Regions from separate parts of the Homo sapiens genome. Here region 1 is linked to region 2. The links are chromatin loops, found by intact Hi-C in ENCODE. Cell type or tissue: heart left ventricle. All regions are shown on one strand.

Region 1 (2,500 bases), 63 kb after region 2:
AACTCCCAGATCTTGACATTCCCCAGCTTGACCATCTCCCAGTGAGTGGCCCTCGGCCCTAGCATCAACCAAGCCCCCGTTCAGGGTATTTGCTCAGTGGCCACTCTGCTTAGCCAACATTCATTAGAAAAGGCTTTTCTCTGCTAGGCATGCTTCCAGGATGTTGGGGAGGCTTTCCCACCCACCCCCCTTTACCTGCCCCACCAGCCCTGGCTGCCTTTGGGGAGCCGTGGAAGTGAAACTCTTAAACCCAATCAAAGAGAATATGAGAACTCAGCTGGGCCTTCAAAGAGGTATTAGTCACCATCGCCCTGTTTTAAAGATGACCAAAAATATATATATACTTTGAAATACTCAACTTTGGGGCAGGTATTATGGTTGTTAAGAGTTCTTCAGTCGAAGACACTTGGGAAAATGAGCTTGGATGAATAACTTAACCTCAGCAGCACCACCACCACCCACCCCATTTCTTCATCTGCAGAATGGGGATAACAATGGTACCTCCTCCTCTGGGATTATTGAAATAGTATGTAACCAGTGCCTGGAACACAGCAGAAATGGATAGGCTCAGAGGGAGCTCGGGCAATCACAGCGTGCTTTGAGAGTCTGCTGGTCCTGCTGAGAGCTGACATTCCCGGAGAGTTCTGGCCAGACGTGACCAGCAATGGTGGCCCTGGTGGGCTGCAGGGAAGGCTCAGATTCTTGGCGTTGCGCAGCCACATGGGGCCTGCTTCCAGCTCTCTGAAACGGGCTCACATCATTGAAAGGGGATCGTGAAAATGAATCCCATAGTGGGTCAGGAAGTGGGGGAGGCAGAAATTTAATTCTGTTCATGGTCGGTTAGATTACTTTGGCCTGGAATTCCTAGCCTCCAACAGCAACAAAGGCTGCCTTAGAATCCTTATGTGTGTGGCTCCATGGGGCCAGGAGCTCCGCACGCCTTACCAAGGGACTCTGCCCCAAACCTCCGCCTGGCCTCGTCTATCTCAGGCCGCAGTCTGGGCCCAGCTCTCATTCCAGAGCCCCGGAGGTTTCTCGGGAGCCTAGTCCCCCAGGGCCCATGGCGGTGGCTGGTGGGTGTTTGGGTTTGGGGTTATTCTTTGGACAGTTTCTAGCTTTCTGTTTTCCTTTCCCTTAGCACAGAGCTCTAGAATGACTCTTGCTAGCCTCCCTTGCTTTTGCTCACTCTGCCTTTGGGTTGCCCTTTTGTCATTTCATAGACATTTGTCAAGAGCCTACTTTGTGAATCACATTGATTAAGAGCACAAATTCTGTAGCCAGACAGTCTGGGTTCAAATCCCACCTCTGGCACATATTAGCTGAGTTATATTGAGCTATTTCCGCAATTTCTCTAAGCCTAGGGTTCCTCGCCAATAAAATGATAATGCTCACAGAACCAATGGGAAGGCCCAGGACAGTGATGCATGTGGTGCGATTTGCTCATGTCTAGTACTTAGTAGGTCAGCCTCTGTGGGATATGTACACACACACTCAACTAATTCTCACAGTGGCCCTGGGAAGTGGGGATTGTCACTCCCATTGTGGCTTGGGACACTGAATATCACTTGTCCGAGCAAATGACAGAGAAGGACTTGGAGCAGAAACTTCTGACTCTACAAAACTCTCTGACATTTCTTCAGCTCCAGTATAACTCAAAAGAAGATCTAAATTTCTTACTGAGCATAATGTCAAAAATCAATCTCTTTCCCTCTCTCCCTCCCTTCCTCCCTCTTTTTCCTCACCCATGTCCCACTCTGTGACTACACACACCACCCCGCAGGTTCACATACATTCTTGTGACTCTCCTTAGGTTGGGGGACATAGTTATTATCCCAAGAGGCCTTGATATTTAAAAGGCTGGTTTCCCATTTTGATTATTTATAATTTGTTATATTTTATGTGCTGATGAGCTGCTTTAGTTCTGAAGGGCTGGGGTGGGCCATGGAGCATGGGGTGGGAAGAAGGAGAGTCATGAGTGTGCAGCAGAGTCCAAGACAGCCTGAAACAAGGAGAATGGGGCCTGTCACCAGTCAGTCCTCAGTGAGCCCAGACTCTGCCCTCCTTCTCAGGTAGAACATTCATATAGAACAGGGGTCTCCACCACCTGGTCTGTGGACTGGTACCAGTCCATAGCCTGTTAGGAACCAGGCCACACAGCAGGAGGTGAGCAGGTGAGCGAGCATTACCACCTGAGCTCCGCCTCCTGTCAGATCAGCGGTGGCATTAGATTCTCAGAGGAGCATGAACCCTGTTGTGAACTGTGCATGCAAGTGATCTAGGTTGTGTGCTCCTTATGAGAATCTAAGGTCTGATGATCTGAAGTGGAACAATTTAATCCCTAAACCATCTCCCAACCCCCGAGTCTGTGGAGAAATTGTCTTCCATGAAATCGGTCCCAGGTGCCAAAAAGGTTGGGGACCACTGATATAGAAGACATGAGCCAGAGGAGGCGGAGAGTGGGCAGGGGCCCACCTGCAGGATTCATTCATTCCCTCCCTCC
Region 2 (2,500 bases):
ATGCCAGGGGCATGTTTGATCCATCTTTGTGCTTCCAGGGCTCCCAACAGTAGTGGACTCCTTAGTGGATGTTGGAGTGTTGAATGAATGGATGAACCAATGAGTGAACAGCTGCAAGGGGAGGTGGTGAAGCAGGGGAGGCTTCTGTAAGGGCTGGGCCTCAGCAGATTTCATCTCCGTCTGCTGCTGAGACTGCATTTCCCCCTCAAACCCCGCCCCCCGCCCAGCTAGTGAGGAGTGAGGAGCAGGCGAGCAGCCATTGTCCACTGCTGCTCCAGAGGTGCCTTCCCCTCTCTTGTCCCCTTTAGGGCTGTCTGCGGCGTCCTCAGCAACCCCAGGTCCTTGCAGACCTGCAGAAAAGGCTTTTTCCTCCCAGCCTGCACCCTCCTCCCCAAAACAAACACAGTCACTGCCAGAGAGCCACAGGGGCCAGCAATGAAAAACAGGTGTCTCCCGGAGACCTGTCAGCCATGGCTACGCAGCAGCTTGGGGTCACCGCCTGGTGGGGGTAGGGGAGCGTGGGGGCACGACAGGGCTTACCCTGCATGTTCAGCTCCCAGGGTCCGGCACAGGGAGCAGCAGCCACCTCATGCCCTGTGACAGGAGGCTGTGACTGACAGCACATCCCCCAAAGGCGAGAGGAGCCAGGGAGTTCTGGTTCTGTATGAACAGCTGGACACAAAGACCTGGCCCTTGTTCCTACCTCACCATCTCAGATTTAAGCTGCACTCCAGGGAGTGTGGGAACATGGAATGTCCTAAATCACCGGCTTTGAATCCCTGCCTGGCCTCTTATAAGCTGTGTGAACCTAGGCACCTATTTTCCTCTTGGAACTTTACTTTACTCATCTGTAAAATGGGTCAGTAAAGACTCTCACAGCCTGTTAGTGGGATGGGACTGGGCCAGGCAGCGTATACACATGCAAATGGTAATGATCCAATGTAGGGCCTGGGTGTAATACACTTGTTAAGTGTAAGTCCCCGTGCCTCTGGCTCTGAAATCCATCGCTGAAAGACTGCGTGAACTTCAGCAAGGTATTCCCAACTTCAGAGGCCTTTGAGAAGAGTCTGTAGCCTCCATTCTACTGTTGCCTACCGAGGCAATGCTCTCTGGAGTTGCTTCTAGTCTCCTGCATAGGTCACCCCTCTCTTGCACCTCCCTGCTTTTGTGCATGATGTTCCATCTGCCCAGAATGCCTCGACCTAATCTCCTCATTCCTTGCAGTAACAAGATGTGCTAACTGCACCCCTACTGTGTGCCAGGCCCTGTTGCAAATACTTGGAATACACCAGTGAGCAAGACCCTCCTTATGCTTCAGGTGCCTCTGCTCCTTGTTAATGAATCTGCCTCATGGCATTTGTCTCGCTGTACTGAAGTGGGCTGCTTTCATGTCTGTCTTCCCCATGACTGAGCTCCTGCAAGGCAGGGACATCTAACCAGGTCTATACCCAGAGCACGGGCCACAGAGGACTGTGTCTATCTGGTTCATCCTTGCCCCCCCAGCATTCAGCCTAAAGCCAGTGCCTTTGGATGAATAAGTGAAGGGCTCAGGTAAGCTCTGCTCATTCCCTGGCCCTTGCAGAAAGGATAACTCCATCTCCATCCTCTACCAAGACCTGGTTCCGATTCTGCTGACTCAGGCCTTCTGAGCAGTGCCAATGGACCAGCTCTTTCTATGGAGGGGGCCGGGTCCAGACACCCCGGAAGATTTGGCAATGGAGGGAAAGAGGCACAGTGGGCGCTGGCGTAGTCTTCTCTATTTGTATTGGAAGCCACTCCTTGTGTACCAGCACTCACCCCAGATTTCAGTTATCCAATTGCACACTGCTGCTAAAACTGCCCCTGGGCAGATGAGCTGGCTGTGGGCCCTCACTCCATTCATTCCAGCAGCCCCTCCCTACATTGCTCTGGCTCCCTCCCTGTCACCAAGGAGCTCCCCGCTCTTCCCACAGCGGGCACCGCGGAATCTGTCCAGGTCACCAGGACGGTAGCCTGAAATAGCTGAGGGGGAGGAAACTCCCTAAGAAAAACACTTGTGCTTGTGAGCGGTTTCAGGTCAGACACCTCTCTTCCTGCTACTCTTGTGTCTGCGCAATGCTTGCATTCCCTGGGCTAGTTCTCAACCAGGGGTCATTTTACCAAGGCAACTGCAAAGGAAGGTATTTGTAATCTTTGGGACTGGGGCTCACGACGTCACCTGCCAGGTGCTGGAATTGATTTCAAAGGTGGATAATTTGCCCCCATTTCCAGTTATCCAGGCTTTGCCTTATGGTGTGTTTGGGAACATTGGAAGTCTACAAAGAATTCGAGAAGCTGCGACAGAGTGAGCAGTTCCAGCACTTTACCAAGGCAGGCGCCATGTTTGGGCTGTAGAAGCCAATGACACAGGCCCCAGCCTGACTCTGCCATTTATTCGGTTGCTGAACTTAGGCAAATTAATCAACCATGCCTTAGTTTTCTCATCTATAAAATGGCAGCAATAGTACCCCTCATTAGGAGT

Evidence for each region. Peaks named below come from ENCODE experiments on the same cell type or tissue, not always from the same donor. Only the 100,000 strongest peaks of a DNase experiment are listed, where the experiment ranks them.
Region 1: a loop joins it to region 2, with 3 times the contacts of the local background. A loop is called at or near these places in 2 of 110 quality-filtered maps.

What each region holds. Positions count from the first base shown.
Region 1 is chr1:47,850,706-47,853,205 of GRCh38, reverse strand. The region is part of intron 2 of TRABD2B (TraB domain containing 2B); the gene reads left to right. Among named protein-coding and RNA genes, the nearest start is that of TRABD2B, 150 kb to the left of the region's middle. In heart left ventricle, no CTCF peak of the experiment used is centred here; a DNase peak (open chromatin) is centred at 1,026.
Region 2 is chr1:47,913,874-47,916,373 of GRCh38, reverse strand. All of the region lies in intron 2 of TRABD2B (TraB domain containing 2B), which reads left to right. Among named protein-coding and RNA genes, the nearest start is that of TRABD2B, 82 kb to the left of the region's middle. In heart left ventricle, no CTCF peak of the experiment used is centred here; no DNase peak of the experiment used is centred here.